Regions from separate parts of the Mus musculus genome. Here regions 1, 2, 3 and 4 are each linked to region 5. A link is a loop called in an ENCODE intact Hi-C map of the cell type or tissue named here. Cell type or tissue: left cerebral cortex. All regions are shown on one strand. Links, peaks and the distances in the headings refer to the core of each region. The heading gives the core; the rest is flanking DNA.

Region 1 (6,289 bases), core at 845-5,844, 150 kb before region 5:
AGCTGATTGCTGTCAGGATAAGAGCATCTCTTCAGCCAGGAGGGAGGCCTGTTCCCTCCTGAGTTAGACTTTGCATGAAGCTCGAAAGTATTCCCTTTGGAACCTCCCATTCTTGTTCAGGTGACACCAGCTCTGTTGATGGCTCTGCTTCTAGGGAACATTTAATCAGGAGATGCTCTCAATGACTAATTTGTCTAAGTCTTAGGAAGGAGGTTGAGGAAAGCTGGATTTAGACAAGTTCAATTTAGGGAGTTCTCCTTGTTTGTGGATTAAAATATGACAGATTGCAAACAGACTACTCTTCAAATGTATCTCAATTGTGCAGAAGTGAGCTGTCCAAAAGTATAAGACTAAGTGATAAACTGTCTTCCCACCGTGGGAGTTGTTAATGAGAAAGAAAGTGTACTCTGAAAAAACAAAATTTTTAAATAAAATATTATATAATGAAAATACATTGTACTTTTTTTTTATGTGCTAGTATTCTCTAATATTTGGGTTTTGGTTGGTGCTTACATGTTTGAAATAGACTCTTACAAGCTCATACTGATCTGAAATTCTCTGTAGGTAGACCAGGATGGCCTCAAACTTTGCAATCTTTCTGTTTCTGCCCCTCAAGTGCTGGAGTTACAGTTGTGAAACCACAAAACTCACTTGTTTTGTTCTAGTTTCAAATGGTGCCTTAGTTTGTTGCCCAGGCTAGCATCAAAATCCTGGGCTCAAGCCATCTGACTAGCCTGAGTAGTGGCCTGCCAGGCAGGCTGTAGTTTTATTCATTAAAACAGTGTTATGCCGGGCAGTGGTGGCGCATGCCTGTGATCCCAGCACTTGGGAGGCAAAGGCAGGCGGATTTCTGAGTTTGAGGCCATCCTGGGCTACAGAGTGAGTTCCAGGACAGCCAGGGCTACTTAGAGAAACACTGTCTCGAAAAAACAAAAAACAAACAAAACCCCAACAACAACAAAAAACCAGGGTTATGCCAGGTATGGTGGTAGATGCCTGTGATCCCACTCTCTGCGAGTCTGGGGGATGATTGCTGGGAGTTTGAGGCCAACGTAGACCACAGTAAGTTCCAAGCCAGCTACAGAGTGAGACCCTTACTTAACAAACCCAAAAAACAATAATTAAAAGTAAGTACATCCACAATTGGGAATTAGAACTGAGTTTAGCTTTGTGTGACTTAGCAAATGAGTAGTTCACATAGAATGCCACGGGACGAAAGGGCTCATGATGGGCAGAAACGGGCAGCTTAAGCATGAAGGTGGAGTGGTAGGGGTTAGAACTGTGCTATCATTCGGGTGAGTGCCAAGCTTTCTCAGTCTGTGTTCTGGGTGCGCTGACTGTGAGCCTTGATGAACCACACTGTACATTTCACTCCCGGAGGATGGCCTGGGCGGCAAGGCCGGGAAGGGTTTCCATGAAAGGGCAACCATTTGTATCAGTATGTCAGGCGGCATGATCAGAGCTCACGGGCTTGGAAAAGGGGCCGGAGAGATGGCTCAGTGGGTAAAGACACCTGCTGCCAAGCCTGACAGGGATTCACGTGGTGGGAAGGTGACTCCCATTGTTCCCTGATCTCTACAGCTGTGCTGTGACACACATGAACCACACGCCACTAAAAGGAAAAGCTGATATAATAAAAAAGATACAGGAGGACGAGAGGGCTCGGCAGGTGAGGTTATTTAACTGCTGAGCATGACAGCCTGAATTTGAGCCTCGGGACCCACAGGGTGGAGGTGAAATGACCCACTGTTTACCCTACAAACTGCATAAGCACATGCAATGCAAACAATACATAATAAGTAACTAATTACAGACTACCAAGGCAGAGTTCAGGTGCTGTGGTGAAAGCCTGCCAGCTCCCTGTATGGGTTTTGTGTTGTTGTTTTTTTAAGTGCTGGCTTTCTGTGGCCAGATTCAAAGTGAGCCAGCGTTGGCCTTAAGAGTCAGTGTATAGGCTACACAGTTGGTAACCAATTGGAAGGTTAAACATGACCCAAAGGCAGGAGCTTCAAAGTGACCACAGGGCTAACAGCAAACTGGCGACAGCGAGTGTAAAGTGCAGAGCTCCAAGAAGTGCGGGCTGCAGTGCTTTAGAGACTCCTTCCCCACCACAGAGCTAAAGCGTGAGATGGATTAAATGGTGACAGTGCCATAGGCACTCCAGAGTTCCAGCCACAGAGTGACTGGCCCTCAACTGACTACACAGTGAGCCAAAAAAAGAATTCTTAAGCACTTACTTTTTGTTTGTTTGTTTGTTTGAGACAGGGTTTCTCTGTGTAGCCCTGGCTGTCCTGGAACTCACTCTGTAGACCAGGCTGGCCTCGAACTCAGAAATCCACCTGCCTCTGCCTCCTGAGTGCTGGGATTAAAGGCGTGCGCCACTTATCTTGTATGTGCTCAGATGCAGGGAGGAACACACTCCTGTGAAGGTCGGAAGGCACCCTGCAGGAGTCAGCTCTTTTCACCGTGTGAGTTTTGGGGACCCAACTCAGGTCAACAGGCTCAGAATCAAGCACCTCACCCGCTGAGCCATCTCCCTGTCCCGAAGCCAGATCTTTTTTTTTTTTCTTTAAGCTTTTAAAATTGAAAATAGATTCTTCTCTCATAGACTACATCCTAACCGCAGTTTCCCCTCCCTCCCCTTCTCCTAGCTCTCCTCTAGATCCAGTCCCCCTCCATTTTCTCCCTCCAAGGGAGGCTAGCCAGACGGACAAAACACGCTACAATAAGACAAAGCAAAAATCCTAGTGGAGGCTGGGACAAGGCATTCCAATAGAAGGAAAAGAGTCTCAAGAACAGGCAAAAGTGTCAGAGATACACCCGTTCCTACTGTTAAGAGGCTCACAAAAACACCAACCTAATAGCCATAATGTGTACACAGAGGATCTGATGCAGTTATTTCTTCTATGTGTGTATGCATGCACGTGTGTGCGTGCAGAAGTGTACACACACACACACACACACACACACACACACACACACACACACACACACACACACACACACACACTAAATGCAGTGCCCATGGAGACCAGAAGAGGGCACCAGATTATCTCTGGAACTGGGGCTGCAGAAGGTTGAGTCTGGAACCAACCTGGGTCCTCTGGTACAGGAGCAAGTGCTCTTAACCACTGGGCCATCCAGCCTCCCAAGTAGTATTAGGATGGATTTTCTCCTTGGTTGGCCTGAAAGGATGGGATATTGCTTTCATGCCAGAGGCACATTGTCACTCTGGGCTGCGGAGAAGGTAATAATTACAAGGAATAAAGGCCGAGGGCACCAATTCTCTTTTTGGTGTGTTCTTCAGAGTAGATACAGTCTAAGTATAGCTTGTACTTTTACTCTACTAAGTGTGGCTTTTCTACCTCCGCTTCTATTTCCTCGGACCTCTCTCTCTCTCTCTCTCTCCCTCTCTCTCTCTCTGTCTCTTTCTCTCTCCCTTTCTCTCTCTCACTCTCATGTCCTCGAGCTCCGTTCTGCTTTAAAATAGTTTTATCTATGAGAGAAGGAACTTGAGAGAGGTATCACTGTGAGCACCAGTCAGGATGCTAAAGAGGACATGCACAGAGGAGCCTGAGTCTTGGATGACGTCACTGCACTGCCACGCCATTGCCACACCTATCTGCATCTGCGGATGCCAGTCAGCGCTTCCGCTTCCGTGCAGTCTTGTGTAATAGAGCTGCTCTTCCAGAGTAGGTGATTGTAGGAGGTTCCCCAGTGGGTCTCACCATCCGTGGACCTGGTCCTTTTGTTTACACCTCTAGCTTGAATCTATTTTCTGTCATAAGTAATAGTGTGATCAATGGCCTTGGATCTGTGTCTTTGTCTAGTGGTGAACATGGTTTTTCTTCTTTGTGTTCAACCTCTGTATTTGTGGAACTCATTCAGATTTATCTTGTTGCTGTGTATCTGTGTTTAGGGGTTAGGAGGAATATGTTTGTGCCCATGTAGAGACCAGAGGAGGATGCTGGGTCTTTTTCTTGGCTGCTCTCCACCTTATTTTTTGAGGCAGGGTTTCTCACTGAATTTGACTTAGCATTTTGGCTAGGCTAGCTGCCCAGTGAGCTCATAGGATCGCTCCTGTCAGTGCAGTGGCTACTGGTATGCACTGCCCTCTCTAGCAGTTATATGGAGGCTGGGGATTTGAACTTGGGTCCTCTTACTGTACCAGTGAGTGGTCTTATCCACTGAGTCACATTTTTAGCCCCTAATTTTGCTTTTTGAAATTTCTGTTTTGAAACTGGTCTTGCTACACAGTCCAGGCTGGCTCTGAGCTCAGCTGTGTGGCCCAGCGTGACATCAGACTCCCTTCGGCCCACTCACCTCAGTCTCTTGCATGCAACTCCACCCTTTATTTTATGTTTTTTTTCTGTTTGTTAGAGTTCATGTCTTCAGATGTTGTGAATAAGGGACAGGATAGATTGGAGGGATGGCTCAGTGGTTAAGCGCACTTGCTGCTCTTGTGGACACTCTGGATTCAATCCCAAGCACACACATGACAGCTTATAACCCTCTATATCTCCAGTTCCAGGGGGAAACCAGACACTCTTTTGGTCTTTTTGGGGTGCTACACACACATGGTACACAGACATACTTGCTGACAAAACATCCATACGTATAACATGTTAAAAAACATTTCCAGCTCCTTTTCTGGTTTGACTGTTCTTCTAAAGAGATGGGTGTGAGCTGGGCAGTGTTGGCACACATCTTTAGTCCCAGCATTCAGGAAGCAGAGGCTGGCGGATCTCTGAGTTCATTGCCAACCTTGTCTACAGAGTGAGTTCCAGGACTGCCAGGACTACACAGAAAAACCCTGTCTTGCAAAAACCAAACAAACAGAAGAGAGGGAGAGATGGGTGTGACTGATGGTTTGCTACTTGAGCTTCGACTCACCTCTGTTGGTAGCCCTTGGTGCCGAGTCCCTCTCCCTCAGACTGACTGTCACTCCCACATAGAGTCTGCGCTGCTCTTTGCCCTCCGGGCTCTTACTGTAGAGTTTTGTGCGATTCACTTAAACTTTGTTTTTCCCCAGTCACTTAGGAGCTCAAAGAATTCAATAGGTCTGTGTTTAGGTCCTTTTGTTTCATCTAATAAATTTATTCAATAAAACTCTTGTGGCATTGCCATTGGTGGATAGCAATGCACCCGTGGATAGCCCTGTTCTAAGCCCATTGGAGGAGCCCCAGGTAAAACCAGTGTATCACAGAGCAAAAACAAAAGGGAGGAGACACAAAAGTGAGGTGGGAATGTGCTTTCTTCACTGTGCTGTGCACACATGCACACACACAGACACACACACGCATGTGCGCGCACACACACACACCATGAACACACACATGCATGCACACAACGTGCACAAACACTCACTTGAACACCCAAGCTCCCCTCCCCCCCACATACACACACCACGAATGCACATACACGCATGCTTGCACCACACTTGGGAGCCTCAGCAGGATGTGGCGACACATGCCTCAATCCTAGCAGTTGGGAGACAGACACAAGAAGAGTGAGTTTGAGACCAGCCTGAACTACATAGTGAGACCCTGTGTCAACAAAACCAAAACAAAAACATGAAGCAGAGGAGGAGGAAGCTTTTCTCTGGCTGTCACAGAATTTTAGCATCATTCAAAGTGAAAATGGGTTCTCATGGCATTAAGTGTTATACTGTGTTCCAGGAAATAAACATCTCAAATAGAGAAGTGAGTCAGAGCCCGAGAAGCTTATGAAAAAATGTTAGTCACAGGGAGAGCAGAGCTACCTAATGTGAACACAGCTTTCTTTTCAGGCCATTTCTGCTGACATTGGGGATCCCCACGCCTGTTGCTTAATTTGGCAGCTGCAGGCAATGAGCAGAGGACTCAGCAATTGTAGGGGCCAGGAGCTGCACCGTTCTGCTGGGAACTTTCCTCTTTGTGCTGAAAACCAATATGAATTACCGGGAGTGTTGTAATGGCTACTATAAGGGAAAAATTATAAAAGGACCCAGAAACACGGAAAAATTGCGGGGGATGGGGGGGTGAATTTAATTCTAATTTGGAGGAGACTTGGAATGAATTAGTTCTGTGCTCTTAAACAAAGGGACAGAGAGTTGTGACAGCGTTCTCTATAGTAGCAGAACTTACAAATGAATCCTCCCCTCTATATATGTATGGGATTTATTGAATGAATTACAGGCTGTGGTCTAATTAATCAAACTATGAACAGGAAGTCCAAGAATTCAGAAGTTTCTTAGTCCACAAGGCTGGATGTCTCTGCTGGTCTTCAGCACTCTGGAATCCCTTAGAAG
Region 2 (6,289 bases), core at 878-5,877, 84 kb before region 5:
ACAAGGGTGCTTAAGGAGACCAGAGGACAACTTTCTACAGTAGGTTCTTTCCCTCTGCCTGGAAACTTCTGGGCAGTTCTCCATTCTCTAGTTCCCCATCTCCACAATGGAGTGTTAGGGTTGGTTGCGGCATCTGTCATCAGGGTTGTGCAGTGAGCTTCTTTACCCACAGAGCCACCTTGCCATCGCTGGAGAATATCTTGAAGATAGTCTAACATTGATTTAATATTCTCATCTCTAGCTAAAAGAATACATAGAAAGGGTCAGCAAGATGGCTTAGCAGGTAAAAGGAGCTTGCAGTGCAAGCTCGATAACATGAAGTTGGTCCCTGGAATCCACATCAAGATGGAGGGAGATAATTGACTCCCCATCCATGTGCTGTGGCAATCATGCTACCCACCTCCTACACACAAGTTTTGAGAAAGGAATATATAGAAAAGAAGACTAAAATTAGGCCATTACCTCTATTACATAGGTGACCGGAGGCTCTGGGAAGAGAAATACAAATGGTCAAGGACAGTTGTAGACTTAGAGCAGTGTTCTCAGCCTTCCTGTTGCTGTGACACTTTAACACAGTTCCTCATGTTGGGGTGACCCCAACCACACAATCATGTTTGCTGTACTTCATAACTGCTGTTTTGCTACTGTTCCGAATTGTAATGTAAACCTGTTTTCTGATGGTCTTAGGTGACTCTTGTAAAAGGGTTGTTTGACCCCCCAAAGAGGTCTTGGTCTATATGTTGAGAACTACTATCTTAGAATCTAGACCAGCACCTTGCTCTCTCCAAGTCTGTAACAGGCCACACACAGTCCATCTGTTACCATTGGCCCTAAGGAGTTTGGGACAAGAAGCCAGTGCTATCGTGTTTGGTGGCCTCTGAGTTGGGTGTTCCCCTGCTGTCTGTGGCAGATGTTATGCCAGTTCACTTCAGTGTTCCTCTTACAGACTACCCAATACCAACCCCATCTCTCCCTCAGCTCAGTCTTCACAAGTGGCTGTTTTGAGAGACATTGCTAAAAGCAGGCATTTATTTCAAATCTCCAGGTAGATAATTTTCCAGAAGACCGCTGGAAAGCAAGAGGTTCTTTCTTTACTTGTGCAGCAGGTGGCAGAAGAGACCACACAATCTTCACATTTCTAAGTCTCACATTTTACTAACAGCATTCAGGTAAACTGCAGCCTCCCCTACCCCCCAAAGGCCTTTTTCCTTTTCCTTTCTGTTACCCCTTGGCTGAGATTTAATCTCGGACCAGCCAAACTGCCCAGGGTCCTTCTGTCTGCTCATGTTTCTGGAAGTCTTCCAAGATGTGATTTGGGACATGGGCTAATTTGCCACACAGTCCTGGATCATGCTGTCCTGGAATGTCAGTTTCTTCTACAGATGTCTGAAGGGATTATTCTAAATCCCATTAACCCTTTCCTCTTCAGGGAAGTGTACCTTACACATAAATGTCTTGTGTAGAGGTTTGCACGGTGACAGTAACTTATAGGGCTAAGTCCTGTGTGTGGTTTTGTGAGAGGCAGAGTGTGATGCATAGACAGAGCTAAGATTACAGATGTGGGAGCACGGAAGCCAGTCACCTTGAGAGGATAAGTCTCTGGATGTTCGCAGATGTCTATGGGGAAAAAGCACCCCATGTATTTCCTCAGATCAAACATGGAGGTTTAACATAGCTTGTCTAGACATGCAGGCCCGATGGGTTCTAACTTCTGAGAAGCACGCATACCTGAATGCATCTCTTTCCTGCACATGAACCTTCACTTTATCTCAACACAGCAGTGGTACTCAGTGCATAAGTGAGAGGAAAAGGAGAATGAGAGGGCCTGCTCCTGGCTCAGCCTACAACAAGAAAGCAAGATGCAGAACGGAATGTAAGATGGCCAGGATTGGCTTCCTCCTCCTCCTCTTCCTCCTCCTCCTCTTCTTCTTCCTCCTCCTCTTCCTCCTCTTCTTCTTCCTTCTCCTCCTTTCCTTCCTGTGTGCATAGCACCAGAGAGTAGGCCACACTTATCTGGGCAAGCAAGACTCCATTATGCCTGAAAATGTTATTTTAACAGTTGGGAATTCCTTTCTCTTGGAGAAAAACTAGATGGGAGGGGAAAGGCAGGGTCTCTTTTCCGTTATATGTAGAAAGACATTTACAATTCTTCCACTACTTGGTCTTCAGTCAATATTTCCAATACACTCTCCTCCGTTTTGCATGCACCCCAAGGTAGCCAAGAATTTGTCACTGTGCATTAAGCAAGCTACGTTTCCACATTTCCTTTGCTTAAACTCTTTCCTCTTGGGATTTTCTATTTACCCATCTGTTGGACTCCTTAAAACCCATCTCAGACTAATTTGCTCTTGGAAGCTTTCTTTTACTCTCTGACACAGAAATGGTAATTTTTCACTTGACATATTATTTGTTGGACTGCCCCCATTAAACTGAATTTTCAGATAACAGGGACCATTTTGTTGTTCTGAAGTACATGTGTCTAATACTTAAAGCATCTGGGATTAAGGTCTTAACTGTGGTGGTAATGCAGGCCCTTAATCCGAGCATTTGTGAGGCAGAGGGGCAGAGGCAGGTGAGTTCCAAGCCAGTCTGGTCTACAGACCAAGTTCCAGGACAGCCAAAGATACTTGGGTAAACATTTTTTTTAATTTAGTTTTTAAAATTTAATTAATGGATGGGTGATGTGGGGGCTGCCTTGCCAAAGGTGTCCATTTGAATTATGTATAGGATTTTATCCTTTTGAGACGGACCTTGAGCTTGTCACCCTCCTGCTTCAGCCTCAGTGCTGGGATCACTGATATATGCCATCTCTGACTGACAACATTTAATAGAAGCTAACCTTCTGAGACAAATATCTAAACACAGAACCAGCAAATGTTGCACAAGAGCGGTTGGGATTACACTGGAATACCTTTCCATTTCAAAAACTCTGAAAGCCAGGAATCTAAAACCAGGAACAGCGTATTCCTTCTGAGGGCTCTGAACGGTGAATCTGTTTTCTGGCTGTCTCTGGTTTGAGGAAGTCTCTTTGTATGACATTCTCTCACTTGGATATTGAGATGTCAAAATTTTCCTTTATTTTCCACTTAAGCTAGTGTTTTACTATGTTGCCTAGAACAGATCGGGACTCCTAAAATCAATGCCCCAGCTTCAGCCTGCAGGGTAACTCTAATGACAGTGCATTGCCATCCTTAGCTGGGGTTTCTTTTTGGTTAAGGACACTTTCAATGTGGTACCGGGCTGGAGAACATCTGATAAGGGCACCCAGACATTGGATTTGTCAAACCCAGGACTGTCAAAAATGAAGCGAAAGAAGAAGACACAAACTAACCTGGCAATTTAAAAATCCAGGCCTCTGGCTTCTCACCCACCCACTGGCCCCAGGTATTTCTGACTGCCTAGCGAAGACTGAACAGCAGGGGGCGCTAGTGTTTGCCTCCAAGTCGGCCGAAGGGTGCCGCGAGTCGAAACCACTCCCAGGAGTGCTTTCGGCAGGGAGGGCCGAGTTTGCACTGCGCAGCCGCGGGGGCGGGACTGGCCTCGGTCCCGGAAGCCGGAACCGCTAGCTTGTGAGTCTTCGGTCCGAAGACCATGAGCGCGGCGGGTGACCTTCGTCGCCGCGCGCGACTGTCGCGCCTCGTGTCCTTCAGCGCGAGCCACCGGCTGCACAGGTGGGGTGTGCCCACGTGTGTCACCGCACGCGCGGGTCTTGTCCCGCTATGTCCCTGGGGGGCGTGGCCACGCGCGTGGGTTAGAGCCGAGCTGGGGCGGGCCGAAGAGGAAATGGTGAAGGTGCGGAGCTGCACTACCGGCACTCACCCGGGAGAGGGCGGTATAGCTCCGATCCCGGAGGATCCACTCTGGAGAGTTTCCCTCCAGAGGTTGCCCACATCCAGAGGTACAATGACAGGAGCATGGGCTACCGGGTGCAACCCAAGGTAGTTTTCATCCCCCTTTTACCAAAAAAGTAAAACCAGCCTTGATACTTTCCAAAGGAGCAACACAGTCGGGAATTGAATCCCAGAGAAACAAGACCGCACCTGAGAGTTGGTTTCAAAGGGAGCTTCGTTACTCACTTGAAGGTTTGCTCTTTGGATCTGCATGTCATCATCAGAGAACGGCCTTTTCTAACAACAGGGTTGTCATAGGGAACAGCTGACACTTGTCATCCCTCTACCCCCACCCCTCCGTGTGGTCAAGTTGGGTACAGTGAGAATTTTCTTCAAAAGTCTTGTGAGCTGTACTGCTCTAAGTGCGCAGTAGGAGAGAGTGAAGGGGATAAGAAAGAGTTTAAAGAATTTAAATAAAAAGTTGTGTTTGTGTGTGCTTGTGTGCTGTGTGCACAGCTTGCACGAAAGAGTCTGTGGAAGCCAAAAGAGGATTCCTTGAAACTGGAGTTACAGGCTTCTGAGCTGTCACGTGGGTGGGCTGGGACCTGAACCCTGGTCTTCTGCAGTAGCAGTAAGCACTCTTAACTGCTAAGCCATCCTTCCGGCCTCTCAAAAGGGATTTTTATAATAGGAAGCTTACACACAAGGTTAGTAAGGATGCACAGATAAGTTGACTGATACAGATTCATTAAGCTAATTGTTTTCTGTCTGGAATGACAGCCATGTGTAGTAAGTTTAAAGTTTCACCTGACTTGAGTGTCCTGGAACACATTGGTAAGGTTTCCACTAGGCAACTGCTGAGGCAGAGGAGGGCAAGATTGTGAAAAGAAGAGCCTGAGGTCATTATTTGTCAGGAGGAATGACGTTTTTAAGCCGCTGGAGGATATGTATGTCTTCGTGCTTATCACTGCTCCTTGCTTCATCTCTTATCCCATAGCTAATACTCAGGGCTTGTTGAATTGGAAGGTGGAGCCGGGATGTAGCACAGTAGGTAGAGTGCTTGACTACACAGTGCCTGCTTACATAGATCTCAGGACTTGGGAGGTGGAGGCAAGAGGGTCAGAAGTTGGAAGTCGTGCTAAGTTACCTAGTGAGTTTGAGGCCAGCCAGGGATAGAGGAGACCTCGACAGAGAGAGGGCAGGAGAGACAGTGCTGACTATGGGCAGAGTTGTTGACATCTTACTGTGGACTAAGTGGGTTGAGATGAAGGTCTTGGATGATTTATGTGGTAATCTAGTTTAATTAGAGAGTGGAGTGTTGGTTCTTGATAGAAACGGGGATCATGATATGCAAGCGATCTAACCAGTTGATCATCTACAGTGACATGAAATTGTAGAGTTTTCTGGACGTCTGAACTTCGGGCTGACCTCTATCTTTCTCCTGTCAGCCCATCTCTGAGCGATGAAGAGAACTTAAGAGTGTTTGGGAAATGCAACAATCCGAATGGCCACGGGCACAACTATAAAGGTGAGGGAGGGGCACATTCCCTCCTAGCCTGTTGGGAAGAAGGACGAGGGGGCTGGGAGCCAGACGCTTCCGGGACAGGGTCAGGGCTCTGAGCCCTTCAGTGGAAATTCAAGACAGAGTCATTGTCTTGGTTGGATGGGTGTTCTGGTTTACCTCACAATTGTCTACCATGTTAAAGACAGTAGAAAACAACAACAAAATGAGTTAAAGCATTTTCTTTGACATTCAAATGCATAATAAAACTGCCATTCGCTGTTTCCTTTTAATTATGTTGGGCTAAAACTAATGTTAAAATTTGATTATAGTGAATGTTTGAGGACACAGGTATGTTTAACCTGATTTAAACATGATACCATGTATATATGAATTGAAACATCAAATAGTGCCCCTTTATATGTAGACTTTTTATATTTTATGTATTAGCTAAAATGTAAAACTTCATAGTAAAATAAAAAGCAATTATTTTGAGTAAATACTGGCTAATGAAACGTAAATTACTTAGGGTGCATTCTATTGCAGAAAAGGGGGCTTTCTAAAAATGATTTATTGATTTATTTTATGTATGTGAGTACATTGTAGCTGTACAGATGGTTGTGAGCCTTCATGTGGTTGTTGGGAATTGAACTTTTAGGACCCTCTGCTCATTCAGGTCAACCCTGCTCGCTCTGGTCAGCCCTGCTCGCTCAGTCCCTGCATACTCTGGTCCAAAGATTTATTTATTATTATACATAAGTACACTGTAGCTGACTTCAGATGCACCAGAAGAGGGGGTCAGATCTCCTTACAAGTGGTTATGAGCCACCATGTGGTTGCTGGGATTTGAACTCAGGACCTTTGGGAGAGCAGTCAGTGCTCTTACCCGCTGAGCCATCTCATCGGCCCCCAGGAGTTTGTATATAAAACTTTTCTGGTAGTATCCTAAGAAAGTGAT
Region 3 (6,289 bases), core at 514-5,513, 1.4 Mb after region 5:
GCGGTAAAAAGGAATACAAAGTCTAAGATCGTTGAAAAGATAGGAAAAGAAAACTTGAGTTTTAAATGAGTTCATGATTCTAGACCCAAATGAATTTTATCTCCTGGGACTTAAAAATAACAGAAGCTGCAGATGTAATCCAAAAACCATTACATAGTCCTTGAGATGAGTGAGTGCCCTAATTTTCAGAGTTTGATAAAAGATGTACTGTGACTTCAGTCCAAGGCAATTGCAGTCAATTTTACAAAAGAGCTGATTACAAAGTAGTTGGTGCCAGGTATGGTGGCATATGAAGGCAGAGCCAGGGCATCTGTGAGTTCCAGGCCAGCTAGGCTTAGACAATGAGACCCAGTCTCAAAACACTGGTAAGCACAGGTCCTAAACTTTTTGTTTGACTATTTGTTTTTGGTTTTTTTTGGAAACAGGGTCCCTCTGTATAGCCCTTGCTGTCCTGGAACTCACTCTGTAGACCGGGCTGGCCTCGAACTCAGATTTCTGCCTGCCTCTGCTTCTGGGGTGCTGGGATTAAAGGCGTGCACCACCACCACCCAGCTCTCATCTTTTAAACAATATACAGATATAGTAGTCTAAAGAAAGAGACTATACTTAGCAATAGAATGGTAGTGAAATGTAATTTGTAACAATGTCAGTGACATATTTGATGTTATCCATATTGTTAACATACAGCATTGTAATCAAGTATGAATGCAGGCTTCCCTGCCAGTGAAAAATGCCAGTAAGCATTCAAAGCAACTTTCATAAAGCAGAGGACGGAAGGGGAAACTGGAACTAAGTAGGGGCACTCCTTTTGCCAATGTGCCACCCAGACCCACTTTTGGAAAGCCATTGCTTTGTCTTAAATCAAATACCAGATTCCAGAAGCACTGTCCTGACTGGGCAGCCATGTTTTCTGGGTATCCCAGTGAAGTCTGTGTTTCAAAGTTCTCTCTTGTAACTCAGTACGTCTTTTTTTCTTTTCTTTTTTTTTTTTTTAAAGATTTATTTACTTTATGTACGCTAGTACAGTAGCTGTACAGATGGTTGTGAGCCTTCATGTAGTTGTTGGGAAGTGAATTTTTTGGACCTCTGCTCACTCCAGTCAGCCCTGCTTGCTCTGGTCAACTCCACTCGCTCAGGCCCAAAGATTTTATTATTATACATAAGTACACTGTAGCTGACTTCAGACGCATGAGAAGAGGTCATCAGATCTCATTACGGGTGTTTGTGAGCCACCATGTGGTTGGTGGGACTTGAACTCAGGATCTTAGGAAGAGCAGTCAGTGCTCTTACCCACTGAGCCATTTTGCCAGTCCCTCTTTTCTTCTTTTATGAAACAATGGGATTAGTTTAGCTGAAGTAAACAGCTAAGGAAGCCAGGGTGTGAGCCAGATGTTAATTGCTTTCAGGTTTAACAGCCAGTGCTCCAGTAGAGGGCGAGCCAGGAAAACTTGAAGAAAGAGGGTACAGGCAGTTCACAGGGACTGTGGTGAGCACAATGAGAAAGCCTCACAGAAAACAAAACTTGCAGATGGAATAAGCTCACTTCCGTGTTCCAGTGTTTGCAAGGGTAGAAGAAGAAAGGAACACTACGGATGGCAGAGGGCTGGGCATGAGGTAACTGTTGAAGTTAGGTGACTGACAAACAGAGGTTCATCATGCTATTTTTAGTGTATTTCTTCAAGTTTCTTGGAAGCCATTAGACATGAGACTGACTGCAAAAGAAAACCATTCAAATGCCTACAAGGGCCAATCTTGTCCATCTTCTGCTACCTCTGTCCCTACTGTTCCCTCTCTGCCGTCCTGAGTTCTTCCTCTCTCAGTAGCAGCACCTAAATATGCACTGGGCTCAGTTAGCTCCAAGGCAGGGCAGAATCTCCATGCAGTGTAGAACTGAGCCTGACCCTCACGGTCCTGCATGCATTGGCATGGGCATCGGCAGCTCCTGCAGCACCATCTTTAAGCATCCTGATTTACTTCTTTCTTTTCCAGGAGAAATTGAATCACCAGAGGGCAGGACAGTTTTGTTCTGGAGTTTTGTACAGCACTTACAGTATCTGCTACCTAGTAAACACAAAAAGGCAGGTCCATAGCATGCAAGAGTACATGCCACTAGCGCTGGTGCCAATCTCTTCTTCAACAGTGGGTGTAGCAAAGACCTTACTACCCACTCTTGCCCTAAACAAACTAGGATGCCTGATTTCTGAAGGAGAGAAATGCTCAGACAGCTCACCAGTTACCGCTCTCTCCCTATGCTAGGTAGACTTCAGAACGCGATTACAGATAGATAGCCAGTGTTATTTCTGATTATCATAACTTGTGATTTCACAAAATTCATAACCAAACTTCTCCCAGTGAAAGAACTGATCCAAATCATAATAATTCTAAATTTCCTCAAAACTAGGGCTTTATCTTTTTTTTTTTTTTTTTTTTTTGATTTTTTGGAGAAAATGGCAACAAATATTCACAACAGATTGGTGATTGGGAAAAGCCAAGGCAGAAACCACATAACTTTGCACCAATGTACAGCAGACTTCCACCCCAGGTTTCCAGCTACCTCCTGTCACCCCTATGCAGACTTTCATTTATCCATGGCACAAAATCAACCATACAGCTTAAACAAACTATATATTTAGATCACCTAAGTATTTTGTATTTGTGTGTGTACTTCCAAAGGCAGGGGAAAAACTTGGGAACTTATCCATCCTCAAAAAAAAAAAAACAAAAAAAAAAAACCCTCAATTAATAAGTATTTGCAAGCATGGGAAGGGAATTATAGATCTCATCTTCAATAATATCAGTAATCAAATTGTTTGACTTACTCACAAATGAGCTAATAGTTTAGAGTGCAAGTGCTGTTCAGAGTCTAGATGACCTTTCTAGAGCTGTCCAAGGCCAAAATGTTAATTCAGGAGAAAGCAGACAGGTTCTTTGGCGTCCCTTTCACCAGCTGGGAGCCTTGTGGTGCTCAGGCCTGAGGAAACAGCGCCATCTGGAGGGTCTCCATTTCAGAGACTGCCGGTTCAGCTAGGAATCCAGGCTCCAATGAAGCGGCTCACTGATTTAGGCTATTTGCATTTACCTTTTGAACAACTTCCTGTTTGTGATGATTTGGGGAAATCTTTCAAGGATTTCATTTCTCAAGGTCTTCTGTGTACTCCTGGTTAAGAAACAGGGTCTTCCCACTTGGTTGGACACAGATCCTCTCAATGAATCCTTCTCAGCCCCCTTACTGCCTCAATGGACACTCTTAGTTTCTCCACCCAGGCCAAACAATACTCCCAATCCCAACACGGATCTTCCAAGACTGAGTATGAGCCCCTAGACCACAGTTCCCATGTGTCCAATCAGATGATTCATCTCTAAGCAAACTAAAAACACTTACCAGTGACACTGGCTGGTGAGGCTAAGTGCCTGCACTGTCCTGGCTTACAGACTGCTCACTTCAGGGGAACTTGTCCCCCAAGGCTCAGCTTACGCAACTGAGAAACTACAGATGAGGTTTTCTATTTAACTGTGAAAGGAATGAGGAGACTCGGTGCCTCCCACCTCCAAACTGCTGTCTCTGTCAGACAACAGGAACAGCCTCTATGAACAAAAGAAATCTGTTCCGGAATGGTCCTGCAATGTATCGATTTCAGCTCCCTCCCTTAGCTCATTCTTTCAATTACTGAGAAAAGAATGCCACCTCAAATTGTGAATTCTCAGCAACAGTACTTTCCCCCCTGTGCAAACAGCCCCTTCCTTCTTTTCTCTTTAATAAACCCACTTCTTTGTTCTCAAACACAACTAACAACAAACCACCATAGCTGGCTCAGACCATTTTCTCTCTCCTCTCATAGAAGACTATGCAGAGTACAGATTAGCTCAAGTGAATACTGAAGAAAATACTTTTTTTTTTTTAATTTTAGCTCTATGATCAGAAAGACTAAGCAAACAGAATGATTTGATTAAAAGGAATGAATCAGAACTAAGAAGGAAAGGGTAAAGACAGAGAACACAAGACAGGAGGAAAACCAGGTTTCCTGTAGGCCAGGGTTCGGGACATGGCTGGCAGACCGAAGCTGCAGGCTGGCAGACCGCAACCCCTCAGAGAGTCCCTGCCTGGAAGCACATGAAGCTAAATCCTGCCTGGCCTCCATTTTGAAGGGGACAGGACACAAACCAGAGCACTCGCTGGGATAATGTGTCATCGGATGCAGTGCCAATGGTCACCAAGATCTCAACACACAAAGCTGGGCTGGGGCTGGAGAGATAGCTCAGCGGTTAAGAAGACTGGCTGCTCTTCCAGAGGTCCTGAGTTCGATTCCCATAAACCACACGGTGGCTCATGACCATCTAGAGAGAAATCTGATGCCCTCTTCTGGCATGTAGGTGTTTACACAGACAGAGCACTCCTATATTTTAAAAAGAATACATAATAAATATTTTTTTAAAAACTCAACACAAAGCTAAGCTGAAAACCTGTGTTGGGGCTGGGGAGATAGCTCCACGGGTAAAGCACTTGTGTGCAAGTGTGGGGAAAGGAGGTTGGATGCGCACCACCCACATAAATGCCATGCCAAGCCACTGAGGTGACCCACCTGTAATCCCAGCACTCAGAAGACAAGTCAGGATCTTCAGAATGAGACGACTAGCTAGACTAGCCAAACCAGCAAGCTCTGCCTCAAAACACAGGGCAGAGAGCAATGGAGGAAGAAGCCCAACTGCAGCCTCTGACCTCCACACACAAGTGTGAACACACACAAGCCACACACATATACAGGCAAATAAAAATCACCTATGTGTACCAACTGAAGGACTAGACAACACAGCCTGGTGCTAGATTTCACCCATATAGCATGCCAAAGGCATTCTGGCAATACAGACCCTTTGACATTTGAAGGAAAGAATGGTACTTCAGAAGAGGGGGCAGGGAGAGAGGGATCCTTCCAAGAGAATAGAATTTAGTCACAATAGCAAAACATGCCCAAAATTTCTCAGCAGTATGAGGCAATCTCATAAGTAGAGGCCATGTGCAGTCATGGTGGGACATGGTTGTCCTTGGGAAGCCAAGGGCAGACGGAGAGCACAAAGTCAGCCTGGACTACAGAGCCAGAGTCTAGCTCAAAGGAAGGGCACATCCGTGAGACCTCAGTAAGGGACACAGATGTCAGTAAGAGAAAAAAGCATGGAAGAAAACTTGGTCTGGGGACTGGAGAGATGGCTCAGTGGTTAAGGGCACTGGCTGTCCTTCCAGAGGTCCTGAGTTCAATTCCCAGCACCCACATGGTGGCTCACAACCATCGGTAATGGGATCCAATGCCCTCTTCTGGGGTATCTGAAGACAGCACATACATGAAATAAACTAACTTTCTTTAAAAAGCAAAGAGAAGGAGGAGTCTGGAGACGACGATCAGAAATGACACCTCGCAAGGGGAAGGAAAAGCAGGTCACCAGCCTGGGACCTCAGGTGGTGAAGGAGAGAATGTGTTCCGTGTCTGCCACATCTTTGCATCCTTCAATGACACCTTTGCCCAGGTCACCGATCTGTCAAGGAAACCATCTGCCGAGTGACTGGCGGGACGTAGATGAAGGCTGACCGAGATGAGTCCTCTCCGTATGCAGCCATGTTGGCTGCCCAGGATGTGGCCCAGAGGTGCAAGGAGCTGGGCATCACCGCCCTGCACATCAAACTCCGGGCCACAGGAGGAAACAGGACCAAGACCCCAGGACCTGGAGCGCAGCCCGCCCTCAGAGATCTCGCTCGCTCTGGGATGAAGACTAGGCAGATTGAGCATGCCACCCCATCCCCCTGACAGCACGCAAAGGTCGCCGTCTGTGAACAGGACTTCTCAAATTATTTTCTGTTAATAAATTGTTTTGTGTAAACTATAAAAAAAGAAAAAAAGAAAAAGAAAAAAAGAAAAGAGAAGAAAACTGGGTTTTGATCTCTTTTGCCTTAGCACATGTTATTAAAGACACTCACTCTCAACTCTGAAAGGCATTTACTGGAAAGAAATATTTTAAGAGGTTTCTGTAATTCTTGTAAGAACAAGTAATGTGCCCTTAATGCCCACCCCCCTCAAAAAACGTATTTTACAAATTCTGAACCCTAACTTTGGAATGTCCAAAGCCAGGGTCTAAAATTATAATGTATACAACTCTCAAGAGGGCCTGGGAACAAATCACACTGCGGAGCAGACTCATACTTGACAAGGGACAGCAGCGACAGTCAATGAACCCACCAGTGCTTTGCGTAAATTGATCATCGTAATGTCCAGTTCAGAAAACCTTCGTCCAGGCAAGGATG
Region 4 (6,289 bases), core at 917-5,916, 210 kb before region 5:
CTGTTGCTTTTCACTTTGGAGGATGGGTTAGGGTGTCTAATCACTCTTGTTTTAAAGGTTGATTTAACTGGGAAAGCAATTAGTACAGACCTTTGTGATGGGTGACAAGGTCTCACTGTATAGTTGGTAAGCATGCGCTTACCTGAATGCTTTTATGCGTCCTGGTTAAGCAGTGATGTGTGGCATTTGTCTCCACAGATTGTTCTTCCTGCCCTCTCCCCAACCATGACCATGGGCACGGTCCAGAGGTGGGAAAAGAAAGTGGGCGAGAAGCTGAGTGAAGGAGACTTGCTGGCAGAGATAGAGACCGACAAGGCCACCATAGGTGAGGAGGATGGCCATCAGTACATTTTTTTGTACTGAGTGAGTGGTAATGTGACATTTACAGTCCTGAGATTTGCTGCCTGGGTCATATTTTATAAAAAGGTCATCACAGCCACACGTGTCAGTTCTGAGCTGTACTCATCAATGGAGGATATGTCAGGGTCTATTCTAAGGCCTGGGTTCACTCTCTTGGCTTTATTTTTATGGTACTCAGAAGTTGTACCAGCACTGCCATTGTCTAAACATGGGAAAAGAAGGAGGGAGGAGGAAGATAGTCATGCCCTCTAGGGCAGGAGAATACCAAAGCCTTTCAGGTGCCTCTGAGGGAAAACAGTACCCAGGGTGTAGATTAGTCTCATAATCTGAAAGTGCCATGGATGTCAGTCTTTTTCTCATTTCCATGTGCCCCTTTATTGACTTATTCACCATGCAGTCATGTACTGTGCTTGTGTCTATTGATAATCCCAGGTGTTCTGAACCTGTTTCCACTCTTCCGTGGTTTCCAGGAGCAGAAGGCCCATCCACGCCATAGTGGCAGAGCAGGACATAGGCATCAGGCAGTAGTGGGCACAGACAGTGCTCGTCACCATTCTCTTGGTAGCCTGGGCAAGTGATATCAAAGAGTAAGGACCCCCCCTTAACATACTATACCTTTTTTATAGTGTTTTTCTTCCTCCTTCTTTTCTTCTCCCTCTTCTTCCTCTTCCTCTTTCTCCTCCTCTTCCTGCTCTTTCTCCTCTTCCCCTTTCCTCTTTTTTCTTCTTTGAGATGAGACTGTGCTAGGATTGCAGGCTTGTACCACCGTGCCTGGTTCTTTCATAGCTATTATTAGAAGAAATGATTCTTCCTTAAGGAAAAAGCAAGGGCCAGCAGGGTGGTTTGGTGTGGGGTAAAGGGTGCTTGCTGCCAAACCTTAGATGTGCCCTACCTCTGTCCATCTTCAGCACAGCTTCTATTGAGTATTCCCGGTTGGGAAAATGGAAGAATTCATTAGAGATGTGTCTGTCCATCAAGAAGCATAACTGCAGAGAGCAAGTTCTGAAAGGCAGAACTTGCCCTTATCAGTAGCTTGGTTTTGCTGTTTTTAATTAAATTAAATCAATCAGTAAGTTTCTGAGACAGGGTTTCACTCACCCTAGATGGTCTGGAAGTCACAAGAGATCTGAATGCTAAGATTAAAGTCATGCATCATCATGCCACGCTGCTATTTCCTTACAGAGAACTCCTTGCTATATAATCTCGTTTGCTCTTGAACTCATGTTGCCCAGGCTAACTTTGAGCTACCATCCTCCTGCTTCAGGCTCCTGAGGGTGTGGTTACAAGAAAACACTCAGCTTTGGCCTTTACTTTGTAAGTCTTCAGTGTTGAGAGAAACAGTAGCGGAGTAACTTCTTGCCTGCTGATGCAGAGACCCCCAGTGATACTGTATTTCATAACACTGGAAAATGTAGCGTAATGCCAGGCATAGCCTTTGAGGAGCTCTGAGAACACTTTTACTGCTGAGATCCCATGTTACCGTCCTGCTGCTAGTTCTTGTAATTTGACTTCCATGTAACTCTGACTTCTAGCAGTCTAGCTGATACCATCTTAGTGTCCTGTAAGTGCCACATAAAGCCACCCTTGAGGCGTTCTCAGTAACTCTTAGAATGTGCCACTGTCTGCAGTCTTGGTAGAACAGACATAGTCAGTGTCCACAAGGGATTGGCTCCAGAAGGGCATTCGTGCGAGCTCAGCACGAGTGCAGGGTTTTGTTTTGTTTTGTTTTTTTTCTTTTTTTCCCAAATTGTTTTGATCTTATAGATTTGGAGGGCCAACTGCATTTTTCATTTATACTTTGTGCAGGGTAAGTACTTAAAAACATTAATTGACTTAAATCCATTAACATTTATGTAAGGATTATATGGTCAGCCATTCCTTGGTATATGTGTTGGCACTCTGATTTAAGTCTATAGATTCAAGTTCCCTAAATAAGTGGACATAGTATTTGGAGGGTGGGTCTCAGGCCTTGAGTATATTAGTAAGCCCTGTATTACTGAGCTATGCCTCTAGCCCTGTACACTTTAATCATCATTTCCAGCTACTTGTAATGCCCAGTACAACAGAGCTGTGTGAGTAGCTGTTACACTGGACTACTTAGGAAATAGTTGCAAGAATAAAAGTGTGCGCTAAGTTCAGACCTCCGAAGCCTAACTACATAGTACATGCCAGCAACAATGTAACATTCACCTTCAGCCGAATGGATTTTAGGGATGCAGGACCTGTGGTCAGAGGGTTCACTGTGCTATTCTTGTTCCCATGTTAAAGACAGAAATAGAGGCACAGAAAAGTTAAGTAGTTTGTCAAAAACAAAACAAAGCCAAAAAACAGTGCTAGTAGTTTGAATATGAAAATGTTTGGGCTGGTGAGATGGCTCAGTGGGTAAGAGCACCTGACTGCTCTTCCGAAGGTTCGAAGTTCAAATCCCAGCAACCACATGGTGGCTCACAACCATCCGTAACGAGATCTGGCTCCCTCTTCTGGAGTGTCTGAAGACAGCTACAGTGTACTTACATATAATAAGTAAACGAATCTTTAAAAAAAAAAAAAAAAAAAGAAAAGAAAAGAAAATGTTTTACCTGAAACACTAGTGAGGGTGTAGGAATGGTGGAGGCTTGAGTCCCATAATGATTTTCCTTCTACTTAAGGCTTTGAAGTACAAGAAGAAGGTTATCTGGCAAAAATCCTGGTCCCTGAAGGCACAAGGGATGTTCCTCTGGGAGCTCCACTATGTATCATAGTAGAAAAACAGGAAGATATAGCAGCATTTGCAGACTACAGGCCAACAGAAGTGACCAGCTTAAAGCCACAGGCAGCACCACCTGCCCCACCCCCGGTAGGTGTGGTTCTGAACTGGGGAGTTGTCTGTTCAGGCAGATAATAGCTCAGGTTCCTGGGTGTCCAGATCCTACACGAAGGAAAGTGACTGGCGGTACCTGTTAATCTGTGGTGTGTATGTGTGCGAGTGAGCTTGCATGCGCGTGCGTGCTCGTGTGTCACGTGCTGTCCACCTGATGGTCAGTAGTTTACTCTGCCGACATCTTAAGCCTTGCTGAGAACAAAGGTAAATTACATGACCTGCTAGTGGTGTGTTATCATGTCCATGGGAGGTGATGGTTTCACCCCACATTTTCTGTTGCTCAACTAACGACCTGTTTCCACTCTCAGTTCTGGTACTTGTGGTTGTAGCTGAAGAAGTGTGTTTTGGACCTTGGGCCCTGAAGTGGCATGACTCGTTGTAGCATCATGCACTTGCACTCTCCAGTGTACTCCTCCATGGGTTTAGAAGAGCTGCACACTTCCTCAGAGGAAGCTTGCATTCACAGTCTCGCATTGATTCGGATGCTGTCAGGGAACGGGGTGGTCCATTCCTTAAGATACTTGAAACGTGGGAGCTGATGCTATCATTTTCCATCCTGAAGTGAGATTAAATAAAGCAGAGCTCAGGTTAATATAAGGAAATAAAGAATGGACAGGAAGCAAGGTATTTGTGGTTTGGGTACTTGGGAGGCTGTGGCAGGATGATCACTGTGGCTTGCATAGTCTCAAAGGGAAAAATGACAAGAAATGACAGGCAGCCAGTATGTTATACATAGGTCAGTTTTAGTTCCACACCTCTCTAGTTAGCATGAACTGTTTTTGACTCTGTCAGAAAATATTCTTGCCATTCGTCTTTTATGTTAGTCAAGCCAGGAAAGTGCATAACATCATTTAATTATAAAGAGTTTTCCATTATAAAATATGAACCTGTGTTCTGTCAGATTATCTTTGCAGTGATGAATGGATAGATGCTCTGTAACTTTTTTCCCAAAGGTGGCAGCTGTTCCTCCCACTCCCCAGCCTGTAGCACCTACCCCCTCAGCTGCTCCTGCTGGACCAAAGGGAAGGGTGTTCGTTAGTCCTCTTGCGAAGAAGTTGGCAGCAGAGAAAGGGATTGACCTCACCCAAGTTAAAGGTAAGTGTCTTTCTGAAGAAAGGGGTTATCCAGGTACAGTGTAGTTAAATGCTGTGTGTAAGGCCAGCACCTATACCTGTGTGGAAGGAGACAGACATCCTTGCTGCCTTCACGGAAGGCAAGCATCACCGTGTTCTATTCGATCTGCCTAGGATTGCCTATGTAAGCTGTGTGCCTTTTCAAACTCTCCTCTATTCATAGGAAATCTTCAACAGCAGTGATAAGGGAAGGAAGCGTCCCTCACATTTCCCCTGAGAGCTCTGAGGAGCTCCTGTAATCTTAGGAACCTGGACTCAGGCAAACCCAGGTTTTGTACCTTTGGTGCAGACAAGAATTTCAGGACTTGTTAGAATGAAGCTGAGTTGGGGTTTTATTAAAAATAAAAAGGTGTTTCTGAGCCAGGCATGGTGGCCCACTCCTATCTTTGAGTACAAGGCTAGCCTGGTCTACAGAGTGAGTTCCAGGATAGCCAGAGCTACACAAAGAAACCCTGTTCTTTAAAAACAAAACAAAAAATGAAAAGAAGAAACATGCTCACAAAAACATCAAAAGCACATCAAAGGACAGTGTTGTTTATTAAAAGATACTTTTGATGAAGATTTTAAGGATGGACATTAAGAGAAATATCCTCTGGGAAATAATTTATACCCAAGTTTGGATATGAGCTTTTTAAGAGGCAGTCAGAGAAGGTCAGACATAACCCAAGTGTAATAGTGAGTCCGCGGGGAGAGTTGCAATTAGATGCTCCATTTTAGCCATATACCACTGTGGTGGCTCTCTTCTTGTTCCTTCTTCCTCTTGGTGAGTGGGCTTGTTGGGGTGGCACTGGAGGTGTTGTGGATGGAATTATAATCTATAGATAACACCAGGAGCCATAAGGGCTACATATAATACAAGTCTTCTATTATAAATGGGGCTTTTGATGAGCTTCCTAGGAAATTGTTGTTTTATCACTGGGAGGAGAAACACCTTTAACAGATGTGGATGTTGGAATTCTTGCTTCTCAGGTGCTGAGAGGCTCCGTCTACTTCAGGATGAGGAGGAGTTCCTTTCCCTTCTCATAGCCCCACAATTTCCTTGTCTCTATCCTGTCTTACTTAAGTGTTGGCAAAAGCAAATGTGTTTGTTGAGCAGTGTTGAGTTATAAGACGTGTCTGTGTAATAAATCCCAGTGTTAGGTTAACTGAGTGTAGCAGTAAGCAAAACTGGCTCATCAGGTAAAAGTGCTGGCTGCTGCTGACCTGAGTACTGTCCCTGGGACCCACAGAGTAGAAACAGAGAACCGACTCCTGTCATTTGTCTTCTGACCTCTGTGTACAGTGTGACACCTAATGCATAAGGGTTGAACTCAGGTCATTAGGCTTAGCAGTAACATCCTTACACATTGAGCTTTCTCAACAGCCCAGGGTTTTTTGTTTGTTTGTTTGTTTGTTTGTTTTTTGTTTTTTAAACAGGAACCTAGTATCATAGTAGGCAGGCACTGTAACACTCATATGTATTCCTACCCCTCTCTTTACTTTGTACTGTTATAGCATCTCAAAATTAAAAAAAATTGCCCAAGCTGGCCCTGAACTTGCAATGTTCTTTCTTCAGCCTCCTGAGTAGCTAGGATTAGAGGCCTGAACATCAGGTCCTATTTTAATTTCTGTATTTTCCCCATTACCCCGTGCTGTCCTCAGATCTGCAATTGTTGCCCTCAGTCTGGTTCTCACTCAGCACCAAGCTGCAGTTTGTTGGTGCATTCTTTATACATCTGTGCTTATATCAGACGAGTTTAAGGTATTACATAGAGCAGAGGGGCTGAGTTAGTAATTGTGCCTGCAGAACCTGGACTAGTAGGGTCTTTTGTTCGAGAGGTAGTGGTGCTGGATTTTGGTAGAGGGGTGAGTTGAAGGACCTTGGTATTGTTTTCCTGCAGGTTGGGTTAAGGATTCCTTTATGAGCAGCTAAGCACATGGTTCTGAGAAGCACCTG
Region 5 (6,289 bases), core at 860-5,859:
TATGAACACCATCCCTTAGTGCCTATGTTAGAGAAGACAGGGACACAGTAATGTTGCAGCTTCCCCCAGTCTGGCATCTACAGCACCTATTTAAGAGTATATGCTAAGGAGAGCCCTAAGCTTCGAGGAAGCTAAACATCTCGTGGTGTTTACAATCCATTGCATTTCTGTGTAACGGTTATTAAATCCCAACAGCTGTTCATTGTGTCAGTTCCGAGGTAATGTAATAATCTCTCAGTCTGAGAAGAAAGTTAATACAGCCCAGGGACACAGGAAATTAAAGGTAAGACTGATAGCTTTTTGTTGTAGAAATTCATACTTATAATGTGCTTAAAACCCAAGATATGGGGGCTAGAGAAATGGCTCAATGGTTAAGAATATGTACTATTCTTCCAGAGGTCCTGAGTTTGGCTCTCGGCAACCATGCTGGGTAGCTGCAATCCCCAGTAACTTTAGCTCCAGAGGACCCAGTGCTTCTGGTCTCCTAGGGAACCTGTACTCATGTGCACTGTCCCCACACAGACACTGACACAGACACAGACACGTACACATACTTAAAAGGAAAATAAGTATTAAAAAAACCCAAGATACAAATCTATGGGAGGAGGGGTTCCAGGAAGTGGAAGTGAGGGTTAATGGGGGAGGGGGGAAGGAAAATAAGTTCTCTGTTTAGGAGGAATTTCTTCAGACTTTATTTTGTGGATGTCAGGGCCTTTGGTGTTTAGAATTCACTGGGCACTTAGAACAGAACAGTTTATTTCAAAACATGAATTCTACAGAAATTACATTCACTTTTACATTGTTTTTGGAGGGGGTGGTATACAAAATGGGACTCCTAATGGCATATAAATTCTTGTAAGTAATCAAATTTGGAAAGATTTCAGATAGTGACTTAAAATGTAAGAACATGCCCTTCCTCCTTAAAAATCTTTGAGGAAATTAATGAGCAAAATTGTTGGCAGACCGTGACTCTAAGCTACATTTCCCCTCTTCGGCTCCTTACATGAACTTGTACTTGGAGACCTTCATGCTCCTGAGCACATTCATGGCTGTGTGCGCTGAGCTGTTTCCTGCACGGGCAGCAGAACCATCGCTGCTGTGTGTCTGTGTGTGTGTTCACACTCTGTGTGTTCACACTCAGGTTCAGCACTTGTGTGGGGCGCCCTGCCTGGTCCACCCCGGGATCCCTAGGCCCACTCTCTCAACCTCCTGCAATGAAATTTTGTGATCATGAGAAACATAAGTTACTCATAGGGTCTCTTTGGGGTCAACTAGGCTCACGCAGTAGGGCTTTCTGTTCTTTCCCCATGAATTGTACTGAGTCAGTAGCTAACAATTGATTCACATTCAAGTTGAGCGGTCTGGTGAAATATCTGTGTTATTTGCATCGCATTGTTTCATAATATCACATTGTTTCATAATAATTATAGAACCCAGAGGAGCCTGCAAAAATCAGCAGAGAACTTAAAGACAGAAAAAAAAGTCTGTTTCTTTCAAAAATTGGAAAGTCAATATCTTAAGCCATTTAAGTAGGGAAAAAAAACCAGTGAAGTCCATTTTTCACCAAAAATTCTTAATCTTATTTAAAATCACTACATTAATGTACTTATATTTTAGCTCCAGAAAACTACTGTGTTGGGGATGAGGTGACAGCTCAGTGGGTGAAGGTGTATGCTGGGTAAGCCTGGCAACAAGAGTTACATCCCCTGAACTCATAGGAAGAGGGCAAAACAGAGCCAACTACACACACACACACACACACACACACACACACACACACACACAGAGACACACACAGAGACACACACACACACAGAGACACACACACACAGAGACACACACACACAGAGACACATACAAAGACACACACATACACACACAGATGCACAGACACACACACATACAGACACACACGCACACAATGACATTCGTGCCCACATACACATTATGTGTATGCACACAATAAACAAACAAACAAACAAACAAACAAACAAACAAACAAACAAACGCCACTACATTAGAATATAATTTGTGGTGGCAAGATTAGGATGAATTTAGAATTAGTTTAGAAATCAATCTATGTGGTGAGGAGAAACTGAAAGAATCAAAATTTGACTTTATTTGATTCTAATCTTGTTCTATGGTCTTCATTAATTATAACAACTTTTGAATGCAGGTGGGGTCTAATTTTCCTTAATACCTACATTACCCAACAAAATTATGGCCTGGCCTTTGTTCTCCTCCTCCTTGTCTTCCTGTCTCTTGTTTTCTAAATAATAGACATCACACCTGCTCTTTCACACAGCTGCCACTGTGGCTAGGTTTGCATCTCTTTAGTCTTTTGTTGTTCTTCAGCTCCAAGACCTTGTCACCCCCATTCTCCATTACTCTTTAAACGTGGTTTTGTTTTGTTTTGTTTTTTTTTTGCTTATATTTTACTCTTTGTCTTAGTCAGTGTTCTGTTGCTGTGAAGAGACACCAGGCACACAGCAACTCTTACAAAGGAAACCATTTCACTGGGGCTGGCTTACAGTTTCTGAGGCTCAGTCCTTTTCCTCATGGCAGAAACCATGGTGGCTGAGAGTTCTACATTGGATCCAAAGGCAGCAGGAAGAGAGAGAGACACTGGGCCTGGCTTTAGCTTTTAAAACCCCAAAGCCCAGCCCTATGACACACTTTCTCTAACAAGGCCACATCTACTCCAAAAGACATGAATATAGCTTTAAAATAAGCCTCATTAATCTAAAGGCAAAAACAAAACTAAACCCAATAAGCCTCAGGCAGAGATATTCACTTTATGGGATTGGTACCCCTTTATAGTTTGCCATGCTGGCGTCTAGACAGTCATGCTGGCTTGGGGGCCTCCTCTACGTGAACCATTGTTCTCAAGGCTCAGGAGGTGACTGTCATTGCTCACTGGGGTGCACAGCAGGATTGTCTCAGACTCAGGAACTAGATTGCATTTGAAGGTAGATATCTGCTTGACCCTGAGTGTTAAAAATAAAAGGTCTTAGATTGTCACTGAAATGAAAACACAGAATAAGATTCTTAATGGTGCCTGGGAGGTGGCTCAGTGGGCCTAGGAGGTGGCTCAGAGGGTAAAAGTGCTGGCCCCAACGCCTGACAACCTGAGTCTGACCCTAGGAATCCACATAAAGAGCCCGATGTGGTGGCGTGGAGCTAGGACTCCTTTGAGATGGAAGCAGAGACAAGAGAACCAGCCGGAAGCCAGTGGTCTGCACAGCAGCAGAAATGAGAGAGACCCTGCTGTCACAGGGTGGAAAGCAGTGACTCCCCAAGGTTGTCTTCTGATCTCCACATTCGTGCTATGGCATGTGCATACCTACACACACACACACACACACACACACACACACACACACATAATGAAACCTTAACACTTTTTGAGATTATGCCTCAGTGTTCTAAGATTCCAGATTTGGTGGAGCCTAATGTAGGCAGAATTTGCTTTTCCGTTTCTTTACTTTGTGCTACGTTTCATCACAGCCCATGGCCTCCGAAGTGTTTATCTGATGCCTGAGATTAGGATGGCAGTAAAACTGGTTCTAAGATGCCGTCTCGCTGAGGTATCACATTACCATTACAGAAGTACAAGATAAGGAGAAAATTTTATAGGTAATATGCTGTGGAATCCATCCACGCCCAAGAAAGCATATTTTGCGTGCATGGAATGTGGTTTTTCTTATCCTTGTATGCCCTTGAGCTGGTGAAATGTTTCACGAGGAAGCATCGCCCTCTAGTGGCTGACTGGGTGTATAACAAGACTCTTTCTTCCTCTCTCCTAACTCCACCAGGCCTTCCCTTTTCTCTTTCTTGATAGTTTCATACACATATACAATGCATTGTGAGTATATTCACCCTCATTATGCCCTGGGAACCCCTTCCTTTCCCTCTTAACTCCTTCCCACCGAGTCATCCCTCCGTGGCCATTAGAGAAGCTGATATGCTCTTACCCCAGCAACAGTTGACAGTCATTGGCTTAGCGGAAACTGATGGTCGTCACCGGCACATCCTCATGGGTACGTTCTCCACCCACGGCCCATTCTTGTGCAACTGTAAGCTTTCTTTACAGCTCCAGGCATGTGCTGAGCTGTGGCCTGGAGAACTACGGATGCAGAGCCCACCATCCAGCTTCTTGACAATCACTTTTTGATGAGTGATTCTGCGTGGTGCCCGGTGAGAGCGTGAGCGCGCTCATGCGCCCCCCCCCCCCATAGTTCTCCTAAGCCAGAATTTGAACACTGTTACATATGTGTCAATTAGCGCATTCCCCATAAACTCCAGCAAGGTTTTCCCTTCGGGAGGCTTCCATTTCTAGCGCTTCCTGCTTGTCTCTCCTTGGCACCAGTTGCATTCCCATTGCTTTCTGCAAACAGCCTCTGGCTTCTTTTTAAACCTTCCATTTCTCGGAGCACTGGGTTAGATCCATTACATTCCCCGATGCCCACCTTTCTCCTCAGATTGCACATTGTGTATTTCTCTTTGTCCAGCTTACTCCCTTTCTTATAGATAAGGCTTTCTAAGATATAAGGCTGTTTACTAATAACCACGTGACCTAATTAATACTAGGCTGTCTTGAAATTTCCACCAACGTTATTAGTCCAAAAGCCTTCAGTTTAGCTGTGGGTAGACTTTTTAGAACAAAGGCAAATTCTTTGCCACAGTCCCCTTTCACAGCAGCTTGGGAAGTGAGGAAGGGACTGGAAAGGGTAAAGGAACAGAGATGCTCATAGAGCCTGTGCCTCAGACCTGAGATCCAGAAGCAGGAGTCCCAAGTCTTTGCACTGATCCTGACCCAGGCAAGTGATCTCTGCAGGTCCCTTTGAGTTTCTTCTTGCCCTGTCTCCTGCCCTTGCCAGTGCTTCTGGTAGCGTCGGCTGCTTCTGAGCTCCGGATGTCCCCAGAAGACTGGTCTCTCCACCTTTCCCACTCCTTACACTTCAGGACATGTTAGCGTCAGATCTCCCCACCAATTGACCTAATACCCACCAAGCCACCCCACCCTTCCTGCGGAAAGCATACTGAGTAGCCCCTGTGTATGAAGCAGAGGTGTCGACCAGATGACTCAAAGGAAGTTCACTCTCCAGAAACAACAATGTCTCCGGGGAGCTGTGGGAGGTGGGTTGGGCAGGCTTTAAGAGAAAGGCGAGTCTAGAGTCGGGAGAGAAGGGCCAGCTTGTGCAAGGGTGGGCTATGGAAAGATAGCCTCACTGTGGCAAAGTAGCTGCTGGTGAGCTGAGAGGCAGAGGCAGATGGTGAAGTGTGGATGATGGAGCAGAGGGTTGGTGGTTTTGTGGAGAGATTTCACTGGCGTCTACATGGGAAGAGGAACCTCAGAGGGTTTGGGCCTTCATTTTAACTTTTATTTAGATAAGATTACAAAATCTCGGACTGCTGACAACTGAGTGGTTGGGGGTTGTGGATTTAGGTCTCAGGTGACCAAAGTTTGGGGGATGAAAGCAAAGGGTTTGCAGTTGTTAGTGATGAAGTCTAGGGCATTCTAGTAACCTTTCAAAATCCTCATGGCCTCACATGCCTTGGCAACTCTAATTGATTATAGAAACCTATCTATTCCCTTCGCCCAAGTTCATTAAGTTCTTAACTTCCATCTCTCGCTGTCTTCTATCTCTTTCAAGATAAAGCGCTTGGCTCTATCTTCCTCTGCCAAATCTCTTTCTTTTCTTTCCATGGTCTCTGTGCATGCAGACATTTGCTCATCCTGAATTCCTGAAACATTTTCTCCCACTCTGAGTTCACCTGTAAGGAAGCAGCCAGTCCTCCGCAGGCAGTGGTGGAGTCGGTCTGCCACTCCCCTGAGCTACATAGCCTTGCTCTCTCATGCCTGGCTCAGGTAGCCTCATAAGGCCCTACGTGTTTCCTGCTTCTGAAGAAACAAGGGACCGCGGCAGAGGCTGGTGATTAAGGCCTGCTACTAAGGCTTCCTAGTGCCAGGTCTCTGCAGCAGGCAAAACAAGGGCCATCTCCTCTGTTTCCAAGCGCTTCCTTTCGCTTGCTCCTCAGCCCCATATTAAGAGCTCCCCAGCAAGCTCTTTGTGCCATACAAAAGGCTGGGTTTGTGGCAGTGTGTGGAGGAGGTGGTCACCATGACCTGATGCAGAGCCGAGGTGAGGCTTGTCCTCCGACCTGGGGTAAAGAATGAGGAAGCTGAGTTATGAACAGTTTGTTCCAAGTGGTTGGTGACACAGGCTAAGAGCCTCAGAGTGATGGAGGCCTGCAGGCAGGGGGCTGGCTTTTCCTAGGTCTTTGT

Evidence for each region. Hi-C counts contacts between places; a loop is a spot of excess contacts. Peaks named below come from ENCODE experiments on the same cell type or tissue, not always from the same donor. Only the 100,000 strongest peaks of a DNase experiment are listed, where the experiment ranks them.
Region 1: a loop joins it to region 5, with 4 times the contacts of the local background. A loop is called at or near these places in 10 of 42 quality-filtered maps.
Region 2: it touches region 5 in a loop (10-fold over the local background); 28 of 42 quality-filtered maps call a loop at or near these places.
Region 3: a loop joins it to region 5, with 4 times the contacts of the local background. A loop is called at or near these places in 6 of 42 quality-filtered maps.
Region 4: it touches region 5 in a loop (3-fold over the local background); 2 of 42 quality-filtered maps call a loop at or near these places.

What each region holds. Positions count from the first base shown.
Region 1 is chr9:50,590,503-50,596,791 of GRCm38, reverse strand. Sdhd (succinate dehydrogenase complex, subunit D, integral membrane protein) reads left to right here. Exons shown (of 4, transcript NM_025848.3): 4 at 1-452. Among named protein-coding and RNA genes, the nearest start is that of Sdhd, 10 kb to the left of the region's middle. In left cerebral cortex, for the core only: a CTCF peak has its summit at 3,044 (motif pointing right); DNase peaks (open chromatin) are centred at 3,045 and 5,844.
Region 2 is chr9:50,525,939-50,532,227 of GRCm38, reverse strand. Pts (6-pyruvoyl-tetrahydropterin synthase) reads left to right here and starts at 3,572. Exons shown (of 6, transcript NM_011220.3): 1 at 3,572-3,671; 2 at 5,279-5,358. The coding sequence starts at 3,592. In left cerebral cortex, for the core only: CTCF peaks have their summits at 1,101 (motif pointing right), 3,430 (motif pointing right) and 3,821 (motif pointing right); DNase peaks (open chromatin) are centred at 1,110, 3,505 and 3,781; H3K4me3 peaks cover 821 bases; H3K27ac peaks cover 775 bases.
Region 3 is chr9:49,078,452-49,084,740 of GRCm38, reverse strand. Zw10 (zw10 kinetochore protein) reads right to left here. Exons shown (of 16, transcript NM_012039.2): 16 at 5,968-6,289. It also overlaps a transcript of Tmprss5 not described here. Among named protein-coding and RNA genes, the nearest start is that of Tmprss5, 21 kb to the left of the region's middle. In left cerebral cortex, for the core only: CTCF peaks have their summits at 1,448 (motif pointing right), 2,989 (motif pointing left) and 4,366 (motif pointing left); DNase peaks (open chromatin) are centred at 1,456, 2,988 and 3,526.
Region 4 is chr9:50,647,658-50,653,946 of GRCm38, reverse strand. Dlat (dihydrolipoamide S-acetyltransferase (E2 component of pyruvate dehydrogenase complex)) reads left to right here. Exons shown (of 14, transcript NM_145614.4): 5 at 199-325; 6 at 3,009-3,196; 7 at 4,174-4,315. Among named protein-coding and RNA genes, the nearest start is that of Dlat, 9.0 kb to the left of the region's middle. In left cerebral cortex, for the core only: a CTCF peak has its summit at 2,859 (motif pointing left); no DNase peak of the experiment used is centred there.
Region 5 is chr9:50,441,643-50,447,931 of GRCm38, reverse strand. No RefSeq gene overlaps it. Among named protein-coding and RNA genes, the nearest start is that of Gm32462, 41 kb to the left of the region's middle. In left cerebral cortex, for the core only: a CTCF peak has its summit at 3,751 (motif pointing left); a DNase peak (open chromatin) is centred at 3,718; H3K27ac peaks cover 236 bases.